2 separate regions of the Homo sapiens genome follow, and region 2 is linked to region 1. A link is a loop called in an ENCODE intact Hi-C map of the cell type or tissue named here. Cell type or tissue: IMR-90. All regions are shown on one strand. Links, peaks and the distances in the headings refer to the core of each region. The heading gives the core; the rest is flanking DNA. Region 1 has its middle 6.3 kb from the start of ADH1B. Region 2 overlaps LOC102723576 (a long non-coding RNA gene).

Region 1 (8,909 bases), core at 414-2,913:
TGTTTAATGAAAGATTGTTGAATTCTTGTGCTCCTTTATGTTAGGACACGCACTGTTCTATGAGCAGTCCCATAATCCAGAAGATCTGGTGTCTCCTCTTTAAGGGATTACAGATTAGCAGTGGGATTGGCTGTGGTCAGGTAGAGAAGACAGAGAACCCTCCTGTGAAGCAGGAAGTGGTGAGTGCCAGGAGAAAGTTCAACGTGGAATCAAAAGAGGAAGACCCTACTCCGTCTTTTCATTGTGAATTCTCAGCTCTTAACTCAATGAGTGGCACAGGGTGAGTGCTCAGATATTTGTTGACTAAATTAAATGAATGACATCTAATTTGAGAATGAGGAAGCCTTGAAAGAAAGATATTTTATTAAGATTTATTAAGAAAGATGAGTTGCAGTTGAGAGGTATAGATGCAGTCAGCATATGGACAAAGAATCTTGAAAACATTTTTCTCCCCTAATACCCCCTTTTATACATTTTTCTGTTTAATCCTCTCTCACACCTGTAGACATAGCATTTCAGGGAATTATAGCCACTACCACCTTGTTTTCAAGGCCCTAATGAATTTGGAAATGTGATATCCACTTATGAGCTTGCATCACTTTGTGAACACATGGCTCCATGAACTGCCAAAAGAACTTTGGCACAAACTTCATAGAGTCAAGAGATCTTTCTTAATACCATCTGGCAACTACTCTGTGCTTACTCTTTGCCCCACCTTCTAAAAGTTTAAATGGAGGGGAAGAGCAGTTGTCACATGATTGAGTGTCAGTGTTCTAGTATCAGAGGGCCATGGCAGGCCTGTAGCAACATCTGGAATGTCCAAAGGTAACCCTGTCACTCTCTAGGGGTCACAGGGCATCACTTTCCTCTGTTTCTCTCTCTGTGTGTGTCTCTGTAAGCCAGCCCGATTCTATATTACATTTCCACCAACTACTATATTATAAATGCAGCTTATCCAGAGAGATGATATGCTTGCTTCAGTTTGGGTCAGCGATCCCCGGTGTGCTAGGCAGAATAATGGCCCTCAAAGAGGTCCACTCCTAATCCCTGGAATCTAGGAATATATTGCTTTACATGGAAAAAAACGAATTTTGTAGGTGTGATTCCGTTAAAGGTCTTGAGATGGGAAGACTAGCTTGGATTATCCAGGTGAACCTAATCTAATCTTATGGCTTCTTAAAATTGGAGAGCTTTTCCAGGTTGTGGTCAAAGAGGGAGATGTGTCTACCCACAGCCTGTAGATGGCCATGTTTGCAAGAAGGGTGTGTTAATTTTCTATTGCTGATGTAACAAATTACCACAAGCTCTCTTGGAAGGTTAGTGGAAGGCAAGGACTGGCATCTCTAATATAATTATGCATGTAATGATGAGTAGTGCAGAGATGTGACTCCAAAGCCTCGAGAAGGACAGACTAGCATCTCTGTAAGAGATCCAACTGTCTCCTTTTCCCCATGGGCCAATAATTTACCTGGATCTAAGAAATAATATTGTAACTGGCAGAAAGTACCTTCAGTACAAATTCTTCATTTTTGGGGTTAAATCATTTGGCAAAATGGTAAGATTAATATTATTGTAAAGATGATTGCTAGAAAAAAATTGTAACATTTCAAGTATGTGCATAAATAACAGACTTTAAAGCATTTTTGGGGATGAGATGCAAAATGAAGAGTGGGAGAGGGACTTTAGTAGCAATAAATAGAACTTGAGAATGGAATAGTTACATAAATAATCTATAGAATATTACAATAAGTAGAGTAAATTTTAAGTTCCTAGAGGAATTTTTGAAAATACCCACATTCAAAACCATGAATTCTTACTCAATTAGCATTTCATTTTGATTTTGGTACTGAAGCCAAAGATGTTGAGGGAACTGAAATGCTTGCTGGACTGGCTGTGGCTGTGGAGCCTGGAATTCTTCCATGAAGAGCGTGTGTGAGAGAACAAAATGTTTGTTTACATTCCTCCTGTGAAGGCAGTTGGGAAATAATCTAAGAAGCCCAATCCAAAAACAGAGATGTTCCATCCAGCCTTCTCTGTGATAGCCAAACTGCAAACGATCTGAATGCTCCACGAATGATTTACTGATGTATTTTAAATGAGTTATTGATGCATTTTAAGTTATTCTGATGATGTGCTTGGCATATGCTTAAAAGTACATTTACTGAGATGATGTGGGAATACCAAGTGTTTATTAAAACAATACAAAGTAATACAAATGGTATGGTTGTCACAATATAAAAATATCTAAAAGCTAAAGAGTTCTTTAATGGTGGAGAATTTTTTCCTTTTGAAAATTAAAAATATATTTTGTTGTAAAAATTACAACTGATTAGTATCAGTATGTAACATCCATGGAGTGCTGACTTTGCTAATCTCTGTGCACACATTGCCTTACTTATAGCAATGTTTAGCATTAACTTATCAGGTAGATACCATTGCCATGCACATTTTACAGATGAAGACACTGAGGTTTAGAGAGATTGTATAAATTTCCCAATGTAACACATCTAGTGGTGGAGCCAGGATCCCAGGAAGCCTAACTCGAGTTTAATAACCTAAATATCAATAAAATAGCTAATATCCTTGTCACTGTAAGTATGTGCCACTTACTGTTCTAAATGCTTTACAATTAACAGATCATGTAATCCTCACAATAATACTATTAGGCAGATTCTACTGTTATTACCATTTTATACAAAATGGTATAATACATACAAAATATGTATTTTGTATGTCTTCGTCAGCCTTAAAGCCACTTTTGAATTTTTTAGCATATTTTCCCAGAACATGTCAATTTTATTTCCATTTAAATTGCTTGAGATATGAGATGATGACATAGTCCCTGAAAATTTTATTCCCAGCTGTGTATCTCCCTGGAGTCTTTGACTTACTTCCATGTGGGCAGGAGGTGCTTTGCATCAGGCCACACCTGCCATCCTGGAGCCTCCTCACCCTCATCCTGGGGAATCCCTTCCCTCTTCTCAGGGTGAGAGCATCAGCTTCTCAGATACCACATCTTTCTTTGAATTAATTTATCAGTTTTGGGGCACTTCATTAGTAATCTTCTGGAGAAAAAGTTACACCAAGGGGTGAATTTATTGAGATCTTTTCTTTCTATTGGATTTCTACTGTGCTGTGATGAGTTTTAATTCTCAAGAGTTTTTTATGGCAACATATTCTTTTTTCATGTATGTAATATCTTTTTACAAATATTAATAACAGCTTTTAAAAAAATTTTGAATTTTTTTATTTCATGGATTATTTCTTCCAACTTCTTTTTTCTTTGCCTGTTTCTATCTTTCCTATTACAAAGCTAGAATCACTCCACATTTCTGATGATCTCGGTTGTCTTCTGTTGCAGGATGGGGCACTAATGAGCTATTGGGAAGCTCTGAATACAAGGGTGGCATCTGTGTCATGTGAGATTTGCTACAGAACTATCTGGCGGGATTAATTGCTGGGGGATATAATGTCAGTAAGAGTAGGTATTTTCTCTTGGGCTGGTCAGATTTTTCAAAGGATGATTTTGGAAGTTTCCATGTAGAAGACACATGCCCAGCTGCCAGCACTCTGGGGCCCAAGAGGGCAATTGAAAATTCAAATATAAGCCACTTGGGAGAAAAAAGGCAAAACCCAGGACTACCCAGGTAATTCCAAAAGCTTGTTCGCATTAATCTTGCAAGACTATAGCCAAAAATCTATTGGACCTTATAATAATCTCATCTTTAATAGTTCTAAAAGTTTTCTATTTAGGCCTGCGAGAATTTTCTTATATCCAGACTTAAATGTCTGCCATTGATAATCTTAGATTCCTGAATGATCCAGTAAGAAAACATTTCTATGACTCTATTACTCCATAATGCATAACATCTTCTTAAGGCTTTAGAGGTGACCGAGACAGTTTATATTATTTTGACAATTATTTGGTCAGACTTTTTTTAAATAATAAAAATTACAATTACAATACCTTTATTTTACAATTACATGTACATGTTGGCAGCTGGAGTCTTTCTTTATAGTTTCTTTATAAGTTAAAAAAGTAATAAAATTATAAATCTCATCCTAACTAGTAAAACCAAACAGTTATGGTTAAAAAGTTAACTTTAGTTCTTCAACTCTTTTCAGATCCTTGTTTCTGAGATGAACAGCCTGTTCTGTATATTTCTATATCTTTCTCTATGCTCATACAAACCTATATATAATTACAAATTTTAATTTGTTTTGTCTTTCACAAAAATTGGATCATATAGTACACATTACTGTGTAACTTGCTTTTTATACTTAGTGATGCATTATATTAATCCCTCCGGATTTTAAGATATAATTTTTTTTGACATGAGGACTTGCTCTGTTGCCCAAGCTGGAGTGCAGCGGCACGATCATGGCTCTGCCTCTGCCTTCCAGGCTGCAGTGATTGTCTCACCTCAGCCTCCCAAATAGCTGGGACTACAGTTGCATACCACTATGCCTGGCTAATTTTTGTGTTTTTCTGTAGAGACAGGTGCCGAGACCAGCTTGGTCAGGGAGACCCTAACCGAGCGGGCCTGAGCGTTAGAGGAATTAAAGACACACACACAGAAATATAGAGGTGTGGAGTGGGAAATCAGGGGTCTCACAGCCTCCAGAGCTGACAGCCTCAAACAGAGATTTACCCATGTATTTATTAACAGCAAGCCAGTGATAGGCATTGTTTTGATAGATTATAGATTAACTAAAAGTATTCCTTATGGGAAACAAGGGGATGAGCTGAAATAAAGAGATGGGTTTGGCTAGTTATCTGCAGCAGGAGCATGTCCTTAAGGCACAGATTGCTCATGCTATTGTTTGTGGTTTAAGAAAGCCTTTAAGCGGTTTGCTGCCCTGGATGGGCCAGGTGTTCCTTGCCCTCATTCCAGTAAACCCACAGCCTTCCAGCATGGGCATCATGGCCATCATGAACATGTCACAGTGCTGCAGAGATTTTGTTTATGGCCAGTTTTGGGGCCAGTTTATGGCCAGATTTTGGGGGCCTGTTCCCAACAGACAGGGCTTTGCCATGTTGCCCATGCTGGTCTTTAACTCCTGAGCTCAAGGGATCTCCCTGCCACAGCCTCCTAGAATGCTGGAATCACAGGTGTGCCTGACATCCGACTCCCTAGTTTTTAAAAGATTCACTTACCATTCAAAATAGGGAGTTATCATTCCTTATTTTGCCAATCAGTAAGTTTAAAATTCTTTTTTCTTCTACAAATAAGGCTGCAGTAAGTAGCCTTGTCTCTATATTCTTACACAAATATACTTTTATTTTTATGGAGTTGATTCCCAAGTGTGATATTGCTTGGGGCGTGCATGTTGGAAATTTTAATAAATATCACAAATTGCTTGTCAGAAACCTAAGACAATGCACATTTCTACCAACAGTGTAAGCTAATAGATAAGCAGTAATATCTCATTTTGCTTCATTTTGTATTTTTTGACCACTTCCAAGGCCCAGTGCCATTTAGTATGGCTGCTGGACATTTTAATTTCCTCTTCTGTGAATTTCCATCATTGTCCATTTTCCTATTATCTATTTTTAAATAAAAAAGCACTTGGATACTAGAGATATCATTTTTTGTCAATCATATATGTTGAAAATATTTTTTCTTGTCTATTATTTTCTTTCATAGTTTATTTGTTTATACCAAAATTTGAAAATTTTATCCATGCTCAGAATTTGATTTGAAATACTTTTATGAAATTATTGGAGTCAACTTCCCACTTTGTTTTTATATATCATGAGAAGTCAAAGAATCAAAGCAATATATTCTCACAACCATACGCATTTTCTCCCCATCCTCTTCAGCCTTGTGTCTATCATCCTGTTTCAGCACTTATAAAGTCACTTCTGTGGAATACTTGATTACAGACCTAGCCAATAATTTCTACGCTGGAATACATATTTATATATAAATACAATCCCTTAACTATGTAAACTATCTGCCCTATAGTACAAATTCCTTTACATAATATTCTTGAAAGTCTTAAATAGAAGCAGGCCAATCAAATTTCTTTAATAACTTTTTAAAGAATGTCAATCACATTCTTTAATAATTTATAGGAACTTGACATCGAGAGCATCCTCATGAATTCTATTGCCATGTTGTGTGCTATGGACTGAAGTTTCGTGTTCCACCAAAATTCACGTGTTGAAGTCTAATCCCCAGTGTGATTGTATTTGGAGGTGGGGCTTTTGGGAGATGATTTCACTCTCTTGAATGGGGTTAGTGCCATTATAGGAAGAGACACAAGGTGATAATTCATTCAGTCATGTGAGGATACAGAGGGAAGGTGGCTGTCTACAGGCCAGGAAGTTGCCCTTCACCAGGCACCAGTTCTGTTGGCCCCTTGGTCTTGTACTCCCCAGCCTCCATAACTGTGAGAAATAAATGTCTGTTGTTTAAGCCACCCAGTCTGTTATGTTTGGTATAGCAGCCCAAGCTTATTGAACATGATGATAGACGGAATTCTAAGCTGACTCCCAAGATTCCAGCTCCCTGGTGTACATGCCTTGTATGATCCCTTATGCTTACATGGCTTGGGGATGGAACCTTTGAATATGATGGGACAGCCACTCCATGGATTAGGTTGTGTTACAGAGCAAGTGCTGATGGAATAGTCAGGTGTGTGATCATCTGACATTATAGGAGACTCTGTTGTGTTAGACTTGAGGGGTTTTGGAGTCAGGAGTTTGGGAGCATGAGAGGATGTGCGGAGGGAACCATGCTGAGATTGTTCCCTGGTCAACAGCCAGCAAGAAACTGGAAGCCTCAGTCCCACAGCCACTAGGAACTGAATTCTGGGACCAGCAATGTGAGCCAGAAAGAGGGCCTCAAGCTCCAAAAAGGAACACAGGCCAGCCTATACCATTGAGACTGCAATTGGAGCAACTAGTTAAGCTGTTTCCAGATTTTTGACTTGCAGAAACCATGAGATAATAAATGGTGTTCATTCAAGCCAATAATTGTGTGGTAATTTGTTACTCAGAAATAGAAAACTAATATACACGTGAATAAATGTTTTATATAATTAATCACTTTCAACTCTGGTTATTTTTTCAAGCACGTTTTCAAAAACTTTAGAGTAAACTTTTATGTGTAATTAAGGGAGATGTTTAGAAAGGGATCTCTTCCAGGAAAGCCTTCAGAAAGAGGAGAGAATTTGGACAAACTTTTTCATGATATAAAAAAGACTGGTGAGTAGAGATGCCAGTGTCACTTGGGATAAGATTTTCACTTGTAGGAAGGCATGGGAGAAACTGACAAGATAATGTAACTTACTAAAAGTGTTTAAAAATAAAAAATTCAGCTTCAAATAGAAAAAAATTATAGAATAGAGACAAGATTTAGCATAATTTATGAAAGATTATGATGTAAGAATTGAAACATAGTATAACATAATTTTAAAAATTCTATATACTGGCTAAATGATAAAATTGCTTTTATTTCTGCTTCTGATATTCACATAAGGAGTTTTAAGTGGAGGGTTTAGCCAACAATTTTTGTAGTTGTGAAAAAGTAACAAAGAGACTGTAAGGACTCCATTATTAATTGAGGTCAGAGATTCTTGCCCCACAAAAATGACTAAGAGTTGGCCCTACAACAACTGTACCTCCCATTATTTTCTTTTCTTATTTTTTTTATTTTTATTTTTTTGAGATGGAGTCTCGCTCTGTCACCAGGCCAGAGTGCAGTGGTGCAATCTTGGCTCCCTGTAACCTCTGCCTCCTGGGTTCAAGTGATTCTTCTGCCTCAGCCTTCCGAGTAGCTGGGACTATAGGCGTGTGCCACCACACCCAGCTAATTTTTGTATTTTTTTAGTAGAGGCGTGGTTTCACCATGTTGGCCTGGATGGTCTTCATCTCTTGACCTTGTGATCCTCCTGCCTCGGCCTCCCAAAGTGCTGGGATTACAGGCATGCACCTCCCATTCTGAACGGGAGGTAGACTTTGCATAAAAAACTGCATTTGAAAATCCTAGAGGGCCTTCAAACTCATCAAGTCCATTTCCCAAACTTTACCATTGTGATGGTTTGAATATTAGTCCTTCAAATCTCAATTTGAAATTTACTTGCCATTGTAATAGTATTAGGAGGTGCCATTCCTAAAGAAGGAAGTAGGCTAGCCAGGCCCAGTGGCTCATGCCTGTAATCCCAGGACTTTGGGAGGCTGAGGTGGGCAGATCACTTGAAGTCAGGAGTTCGAGACCAGCCTGGGCAACATAGTGAAACTGTCTGTACCAAAAAATACAAAAATTAGCCGGGTGTGGTGATGGAATCCTGTACTCAGGAGGTTGAGGTAGGAGAATCAGTTGAACCTGGGAGGCAAAGGTTGCAGTGAGCCGAGATCATGCCATGCACTCCAGCCTGGGTGACAGAGTGAGACACTGTCTCATAATACATACATACATACATACATACATACATACATACATACATACATACATACAAAGTAGGGCAAAAGGCTCTGCCATTATGGGTGAGGTTAACTACATTACAAAAAGGTAGATTTAGCTTTTTCTTGCTCTGTCTCACTCTCTCACCTTCTACCATGTGATGATCTAGCAAGAAGGCCTTCAACAGATGTTGGCACCTTGATATTGAACTTCCCAGCCTTCAGAACTGTGAGCCAATACATTTCTCTGTTCATCATAAATCACCCAGTCTCAGGTATTCTGTTATAGCAGCAGAAAATGGACTAAGACAACCAGCTTCCCCACAAATACCTGATACTGTCTTTAGATCCTAAGTTGGTAAATTTGGACAACCTTTGGACAACCACATCAAGTTGTTAGGCTGATGCTTTGGAATTAGCTTTCTTCCTCTTCCTTTTTTACCACACACTCTTGATATTGATGACATGTCACTGATATGTTCTAAGAATGTCTCATTTA
Region 2 (8,909 bases), core at 2,748-5,247, 59 kb after region 1:
TCATTTGTGGCATCATGGAGGAGTTTGAAGAATATTATATGAAGTGAAATAAGCCAGATACAAAATGATAAATATCGCATATTCTCACTCATTTTTGGAAGCTAAATAAGTTGATCTCATAAAAATGGAGAGTAGAATGCTCACTAGAGGCTGGTAAGGGTTGGGGAAAATGGGATATAGGGAGAGGTTGATTAATGGATACAAAATTACAGCTAGATAGGCGGAATAAGTTATATTGTTCTATATCACTGCAGGGTGATAGAGTTCATTGAACACTCTCATATCAGTACTTGATAGAAGTACTGAATTCTATCAAATGAATTCAACACCGTGAGAATGAATTCAACACTCTCATGTCTCATACCATGAGAGTGAATTCAACACTCTCATATCTTCTGTCGGTACTTGATAGAAGAAGTAGAAAGAAAATTAATGAGGATATACTAGACCTGAATAATACAACATTACCAACCAACTTGAGCTAATTGACGTTAACTGAAGATTATATTCAATGATGAAATGATATATATTCTTTTCAAATGACTTGGAACCTTCATCAAGATGGACCCAGTTTTACAAAATGACACTCAAAATGTCTGAAATGATTACTATTTAAATATTATCTAGTTATCGAAGATAGACTTCATTCACCCTAATTCTGCTAAGAGTAATTTTTATGATTCTATCAAATCAATTACACTGATCTTTTCTCTTTCTAATCTTATACTAGCTTGTATGATCCACAAAGTAGCAAAAGTTGTTATTCTGTATTACTCTTTTAAATTGCTACAATATTTCTGAAATAGGTCACCAACGTCAGAGCTATTCGTTAAAAATTAACATGAAGTTCTAGTTCTTGAAACTTTGAATTTTTCTTTTTCTGAGGAAGATTTTTGCAGTTGATTAAATCTGGGTTTTATCGAGGGTGCCCATGTGTCCCAATTCTGGTTCGCATATAGGTATAAGTAAAATGATTATATAATTAATTGTTGGAACTGGAACATTTTTGAGACTGAAAGGTAAGTCATTAATAATTACTTTGTAATTATATTTTCAGCAAACCAAGACATATCATTACCCATCCATAACTGTTCAAGCTGGAGCATGGGTTTTATGTGGTATATAAGCTTATCAATCATATAAATACCACTCAGTTTTTCAAGGGAGTAACTAGCATGATAAGCAAAAAATCCACATCCCTACTACTGTGAACAGAAAATGTGTATATTCACAGAGTGACAATTTTGGGGAGACTAGCAAAAACAGAAGTTCTTGACTCTAGAAGTCAAACTTTTTATTGCTAGGAGGCAGTAGGGCACTCAGATCCTATACACCATTATATTAAATTACTAAAGGCTTTGATTTCAACTCAACTCCTTCCCCACGATTGTAAATAACAAAAAAAGTGCCTATCCTGGCTCCTCACCAATATTTATCTTAGAAGTGGATTAGGAGGGAGTAATTTAAGCATTTTATGACCACAGTATATGAACATTTAGAACTCTCTTCCTTTCTCTACTTCTCATATAGTAAAAGATCATGAAACAATGCCCACAGTGCTATCTCAGGGAAACCCTGAAGGCCTGCCTTGAGTCCTGAATATCTCTTTTGGTCTTTGACATAACAATTATAACTATATTCTTCAAAGACCACAAAGCACTTTCACTAATGTGGTTTCAATCTTCATAAAAAGGAAGAGAGTTGGTAGAGTAATGATTAGTTTTTCATTATTTCACAAATGAAGAAACATTATCAAAGAGGTCAAGGTCACACAGTAAGTGGTAGGTCTTTTTTCTTTAATTTCTGTGTCTCTTCCATATACAAAATAGTTGCTATGGAAACTAGATTTGGTTGTTTTTGAAATATCTTTCAATATAACACTGTTCATCATTTAGCATTAATAAACTCACCCTGAGATTTATAATTAATATCTGAGTCTTCCCTGAGAGCAAAGTATTTGTAATGGCTAAAAACAACAATAACAACAACAAAACCAGGGTAAATCAGGTAGCTTAGTAGAATGTTGAATCATGAAAGAAGTAACAACAAATTGCATGCACTTCACAATTTTTTCTCATACCCTTCTTTACTGGGACTAACACTTGGGAAGGAACCTTAATCTTAGTGCTAAAGCAACAGCTTAGGTTTTAGTATTTCTCTTGCTGGAGAACTCTACTGTTGAAGGAGATAAGTCATTTTAAGCATCTTGCTTATTTTTTCTCTTCTTTCTTATTTGGGTCCTTCTTTTATTTAATAAGCAATTGTAATGTTTAAAAATGTAAGCAATCTCACATATATGCAGCCAAGATATGTTTCTAAAATTATGCCTAAAAAATGTAGGTTATTACAATGATGTAAATAATCCTTGTGCTCTTTATCTTTTGATAAAAAGAAATGCTCAGTTTCCCAGAGTCTTCCTGTTCCCCAATTCTCTCCCAGGGCATCTGGGGGAAGGAAGACTTTCCCACCTCCTTGCCTAGGTGAAGATCAGCTCCTCATCACTTGTGATGCTCCTCTTTCCTTCAGTCTTCCTGACAATGCCTCTCTCTGCCTGGGTGCTGCTCACCTACTGTACTTGTAGCAGAGGGCCTTATCTGGTGGAGCTCATGGTCTGGTTTATTTTGGTTGGCCAGAGCCCAGTGTTGCTCTACTGATCACTTAGCTCACTTTAGCTCTAGTTATCACAACAAACCCCATGTCTCTCTTCTGGCCTCCTGCTCTGATGGTCCATCTCAAGCTGAAGATCTTGATACATTTCACCAATTCAGACCCTGTGAATGGGAATGTTATTTGGCTCTCAAGTCACCTGATTGCTCAGTCATTCCCCTTTGCCCTGCTTGCTCTACCCTGCAAAAAGGAAATGAGATATTTAATTTCTGCCTTGGCCTTGTAGTGATGGAAAGCTGCCTTGAAAAGCTAAACTCCATGCCTAACTTCTGTCTAACCACACTTTGTTGCCACGTTAAACTCTGGTATGGGTCTGCCCTAGATTGGGCAGAAGGGCCTGTGGTTGGGCTATTTACATAGACCCAAATAAGACTCCATAGCTTCCTCTTCTAGAGCATCCCCTCTTTCCTAACACTCATTCCTGGCTAAAGTCAAGCAGAAGACATGAAGACATTTAGATATGAGTATTTTCTACTTCTCCTTCTCCCTTTTTCCCTCCCATTCCACAACCCCCTACTACCAGAGGGATGGACTTTTTCCCCTTCCTCTGTGTCACATTCTCTTCTTATCATCATACAGCAAGCCCTGGCAGTCACAGGCAGAAGGGATAGGTGTTACCATTGTGTCAGAAATCTGAGTCTTCTTCAGCCTTTAAGAAAAAAAAGAAAAGGAATTTAGAAAATTCTCTACCCTAAACAGCTTGGCTTTTAAGCTTATTGTCTTGCTTCAAAGTCCTATTTTAAACATCGGGGAGTAAATAGCAATAATCTTGATCGATATTTCTCTGGCCACCAATCATATGAATGTTTCGGGTCAATTGAGAAGAAGGTCTTAGAAGGAGATAATGTCATAGAGATATAAAGAAGTTTAAACCAGAAGGCTAGCCTTGGATCTGGGTGGAAAATTCCAATGTCATTTATATTTACTTTTATTGCCAAAGCTGAAGGTCATGGTTGTTGAATGAAAACATCTGTTTACTCTCTTTCTGGACACCCATTTCTACCATCACTCTTTCTGAACTTTGTTACATGTTTACTGAATAATTTGTAGCACTCTTATAACTTCAGGGTACCACGTGCAAAGTAAGTGAAAAACTCATGGTTTTTTAGGAGTCAAGCACTCCCAGACATGTGTTATGCATTAGTAAAAACACGCAGTCACGCTTCCTGTGCATGTGCACCATGTTTGCACTGCAGCCAAAAGAAAAGGAAAAAAAATGCTTTTCGTTCTATGTGGACATGTTCCAGGTAGAATGACACCACACATTTCAACTTTATTTCAAAACTTCTGCCTTTAAAAGGAAAATAAAGAAAGAAATGTTTATTCTTAATCTTATGGGATTAAAATCTACCTCGAACACCACACAGTAATTGGAAAGACCCAAAGGACCAAGCCAGGTGCATAAGCCATGGGGTCAGAGTTGCCTGTTTTCTTCTGAATTGTTATGATTAGAATAATTAAACAAGGAAGTTTAATAGCAATTTAATAGCTTGTTGACAAAGTTATACAAGCTAAGTTTAATATCTGTTTGGACACCTCATGTCAAATAATATTCTCAAGAATCTGAAAAGTTCAGTAAAGTTAATTGTAAGGCCAATTTGTAAAAGTCTTCTAGAACTAAAAAGATAATTAAAAAGAATATGTAGAACAAGAAAATAGTAGGAAGCAGAAGTAAAATAATATAATTTTTTTCTCTATCATAAACTTAAACATCTGCTTCCATATGTTTATTCTATAATCTCAGAATTACATAATTAGTTACTCTAAATGTAACATCAATATTACATGATATTCTGTAAAAAATATAATGAATTCTAAGCATTATGTCTTTTGAAAATGAGAACCTGTGCTTTATAAGACTTTTTGGACTTTAAATCTCTGTAGGAAAAATAAAAACATTTCCATTGTACTTTGAGGATTTTTTAAACAAAAAATTACAGCTAGATGGTATTATTTAGTCTAAATTATTTCACACATGATAAAATTAAGGGCCCTCTGAGATTATGCAATTTTTTCAGGTCACATGTAGTTGGTGAAATATCTAGAATGGGAATTCTGTATTTTCTTATATCCCTTGCTAATATGGGGGTCTGATCACAGGTTCCTTAATTCTCTAGGTTATTGCGTATTTGGATTAAATTACTGGGTTAACATGATAGATGAATAATCATGCCTCCTGTGCCTCCACCCAATGAAGCCAACAATTACTACAAAAGCTAGTATCCACAATATAAATTCAAAGGCCATAGTCAGAATAGATTTTTCATCTGTATTGAGAAGCACAGTTTTTGAGGCATACCACATACTCTAGCTTTTGAACCATATGCCAAAGGAAATATGAAAATACTTTGTTATCTCTCCTCTCTATGCCTTTTTCAGATTAAAGAGCTCTACTGACCATCAGGAAATGTTATCATTCCTGAACAGACCATGTAGAATTGTCTTTGCCCATTGGAATTATCCTACTTCTCCTAGACACATCCTGCACCATTACTACTGCTCTTTCTCTATCCAGGCTTCTTTATGAATGCAACATATTGTATAAAAGCGGTCTGGAGAAAGCACAGGGCATCCTGGTATGCTTAGTGTGAACAAAGGAAACGTATTGCAAGTGTGGATGGAGTTAGCCTGTGGGAACAGTTAATGAGGAGGTCTAGTCCCATGTGTTATGTTGCTTAATTAAGAACTGCATATTGCATGGCTAGGTGCTGTGCATGAAAATAGAATTTAGCTTTAGCTACCAAACAAGCTCCCAAGTAGACAGAATGGAAGCTTAAGGCTGTTCCACTCACCCTATCTTTTGACAAATGCAGTATCAGAAACAATTTTATATAAGAAAAAGGAAACAAGAAGAAACTAAAATGGGGCCTATAAAACAATACTGCAATATAAGGGGGGGAAGACAACACCCGAAAACATAAAAGAACATAACTTTTTATAAGAAACAAATCATAATTTTAGAAAGCAATTGGTTCATTGGTCTTCTCCAGGTGTATGAATAGAATAGCCTCTATGAAATGGATGCTTTGACCCATTACGGCTAAAGTAAAGGCTGAGCTCCAAGTGGAATCCCAGTGAATGAACAACTTACACAATAAACTAGGAATATAATAGTAAAAACAAGCAAGCAAACAAGCCAACAAATAAAAACTCAAAATGGAAATAGTAAAGACCAGAATTGACACTCTTGACGTCAAATCAGCAATCTGGACAACTTCTAGATACTTATCAAGAGACCCTAGAACAGGACAACAAAACAAAAAGATACTTCTTGAACCAAAATAATAAAAATCAAAGATATAAAAAATAGATGGTAGTAGTTTTTCATTTAATTAATATTTTGAGTACCCATTAGTCTTTAAGCATATATATTGGGCAAATTTAAACACAAAAAATCAGGATGGCTTAATAAACATCAAAGAAGCCTGAGACCTGACAGAGAGGATAATTTTTTATGGCCAGAAGGAAAATTGCATAGTCAAGGAATACCTTAGCATTAGATAATATAATATCTTAAAAGTTAGAATCATAGAGAAAATGAGAAGTCATCACTTCAAGGAACTTGGAAGTGCCAATCTAATCTAAGGGAGAGGAATGCATAAAGGTCGGGGCATCATCCATAGTGATACCTGGGTTCCAAGTTACAGAATACTAACTAAGAGTGGCTTAAGCCCTTGCTACTCAAAGTGAGGTCCACAGACCAGCAACGTGGGCATCACTGGGGTGTTTATTAGAGATGTTGAACCTCATGGCCCACTGTGCCTACTGAAGCACAATCTACATTCTAACAAGATCCCCAGGTAATTCATGTGCACATTATTCATTCATAATCAGTCGTATACTTCAGGGGCCCCTACCCAAGGGCCACCAATCAGTAACAGTCCATGGACTATTAAGGAACCAGACCACACAGCAGGAGGTGAGTGATGAGCGAGCTAACAAAATGTTATCAGTTTTTACAGCCGCTCCCTAGCGCTTGCTTTACTGCTTGAGTTCTGCTTTCTGACAGATCAGCAGAGCATTAGATTCTCATAGGAGTGAGAACTCTATTGTGGACTGCACATGCAAGAGATCCAGGATGTGCACTCCTTATGACAGTTGAATACCTGATTATCTGTCACTGTCTCCCATCACCCCTAGATGGGACTGTCTAGTTGCAGGAAATCAAGCTTAGGGCTCCCACTCATTCTACATTACGGTGAATTGTAGAATTATTTCATTATATATTACAATGTAATAATAATAGGAAAAAAGTGCACAATAAATGCAATGTGCATGAATTATCCCGAAACTATCCTCCAACCCCAGTTCATAGAAAAATTGTCTTCCACAAAACCAGCCCCGAGTGCCAAAAAGCTTGTGGACCACTAATATACTTGACATGTGAAGAGTATTTAGAATAATAATATTAAATGAGGTAAAATTATATTGCTGTACATTCTACATACAAAGAATATCTTTTTTTGAAAGTTTATACAAGACTTACAAAATACATGATGGCCTAGGAAACAAAGTCTTATTAACTCCAAAGAGCAGAAATTGTAAAGTTATATAGTCTGAAAACTAGATTAAAATTTAATTATACAGATTTAAACAAAGAAATTAACCAACCAACCAGTAAAAAAACACAAACTTTCATTAGCTATTGCTTTACAGAATAAATTAAAAATGAAATTGTGGACTTTTTGGGAAGTCATATACTGAAGTTTATAATATGCTCTCATCTGTACTAACAGGAAAAAGCTTAAGTTATTTAATAAGAAAAATTATAGCCTAGATCTTTAACTTAAGGAAGTAGAAAACCTATGACAGTTTTGTGGAAAAAGACAGTCCAAGATATACATGCGTGGTGGCAAAACTGATTCAACTGAGTTTTCATTTACTTAGCTTGTAAATAATATTCTTCAAGTACCTATGGCATTGTCATTTTTCTTTAAACTGGTTTAGAAGCCAATTATTACTCAGGTAGTGCTGCACTGCGTTCAGCTGCTCCTTGATGGTTAAAATCTTCAATTACCTGAAAAGTTGAGGCTCAGGCTAGAATTGCCCACTCACTAAATAGAGGGCTGCAGAAGGGTTTTACTTGTACTTATAGATGAGCCTCCACTGGGACAACCTGATGATCTTCCCAGAAATGAGGGAGGAGAAGAGTGTCTGATTCTTTGTGTTACTTCCTGAGGGCAAATAATGTGGGTCTGTGGTGACATAGAATCACAATATTTTTCTGCCTTGACTTGGATTCAAAGAAAAAATTTCTTGTGAATTTGTGTGGACAAATAAAAGGCAAATATGTGTGATTTTCTAAACAAAGAGAGAATTTTAAATAAATGTGTGCTTATCATATGTTCACTTATCTTACTGTAGATGTTTGATATTTGTCAGAACAGGTGCCCAGCCCTTGGGATACTTTGCTTAAGAATAAGAGAATATAAAAACTATTAATCACATATGTTCCCACAAGGAAATACAAAAATATTATATGGTTGTGCCAGAAGGTTGAAATAAATAAAGCTAGTGAAAATAAGAGCCAAGTCTTGTTGGGCTTCAGCAGAGAGCAGTGTCTCTATGGGAGATAGTGATCTATATAGAAAATGTAGGTGAGAATTGTTGTTAGGTGTGTTTCAACAAAGCTTGTGAAAAATTCTGATTGGGGTGGGAAAGAGCAAAACAAAGGAGGGTACTTTCTTTTCCTTAGCTAACTCTGTTTAGTCAACTCTTATTACTCAGTTGAAGCAAGAAATAAAAATGCCAAGATGAACTAGAGACACTTACTGCTTTTAAGGAATTTAAACTCTAAAAGTTAATGTAGGGAAAAGTTAGATACATGTTTTATTACAAGCTTAAAAAAGACTTATCACATAGGTCAAACCAGAGTGACTGAGAAATCTCCATGAATAAAGTAATTTAAACTGGGCTTTATATATTTTGACAAGTGGGCATATGAGGGAAAAATAATTCCAACTGGAGAAATACCTTCATAGAAGGGACAATGTATGGGGCATATTTTGGCTGGATGTATAGTGTGTGGAGGCAGTAGGGGAAGTAATTTTAAAAAGCAAGTAGAATCTAATTAATGTATTACTTCAAATGTTATTTGGAACAGTTTGGATTTCAAGGGTGCCCACTTTCACCACTTCTATTCAACTAGTACTGAAAATTCTAGCCAGAACAATTAGACAAGAGAAAGAAATAGAAAGCATCTGAATTGGAAAGAAAGTAACATTGTCTGTGATTTCAAATTA

What was found. Peaks named below come from ENCODE experiments on the same cell type or tissue, not always from the same donor. Only the 100,000 strongest peaks of a DNase experiment are listed, where the experiment ranks them.
Region 2: it touches region 1 in a loop (2.3-fold over the local background); 13 of 110 quality-filtered maps call a loop at or near these places.

Annotation. Positions count from the first base shown.
Region 1 is chr4:99,323,245-99,332,153 of GRCh38, forward strand. No RefSeq gene overlaps it. Among named protein-coding and RNA genes, the nearest start is that of ADH1B, 6.3 kb to the left of the region's middle. In IMR-90, for the core only: no CTCF peak of the experiment used is centred there; a DNase peak (open chromatin) is centred at 1,937; H3K27ac peaks cover 1,716 bases.
Region 2 is chr4:99,380,305-99,389,213 of GRCh38, forward strand. LOC102723576 (a long non-coding RNA gene) reads right to left here. Exons shown (of 5, transcript XR_939020.3): 4 at 3,188-3,316. Among named protein-coding and RNA genes, the nearest start is that of ADH1C, 32 kb to the left of the region's middle. In IMR-90, for the core only: no CTCF peak of the experiment used is centred there; a DNase peak (open chromatin) is centred at 3,837; H3K27ac peaks cover 2,462 bases.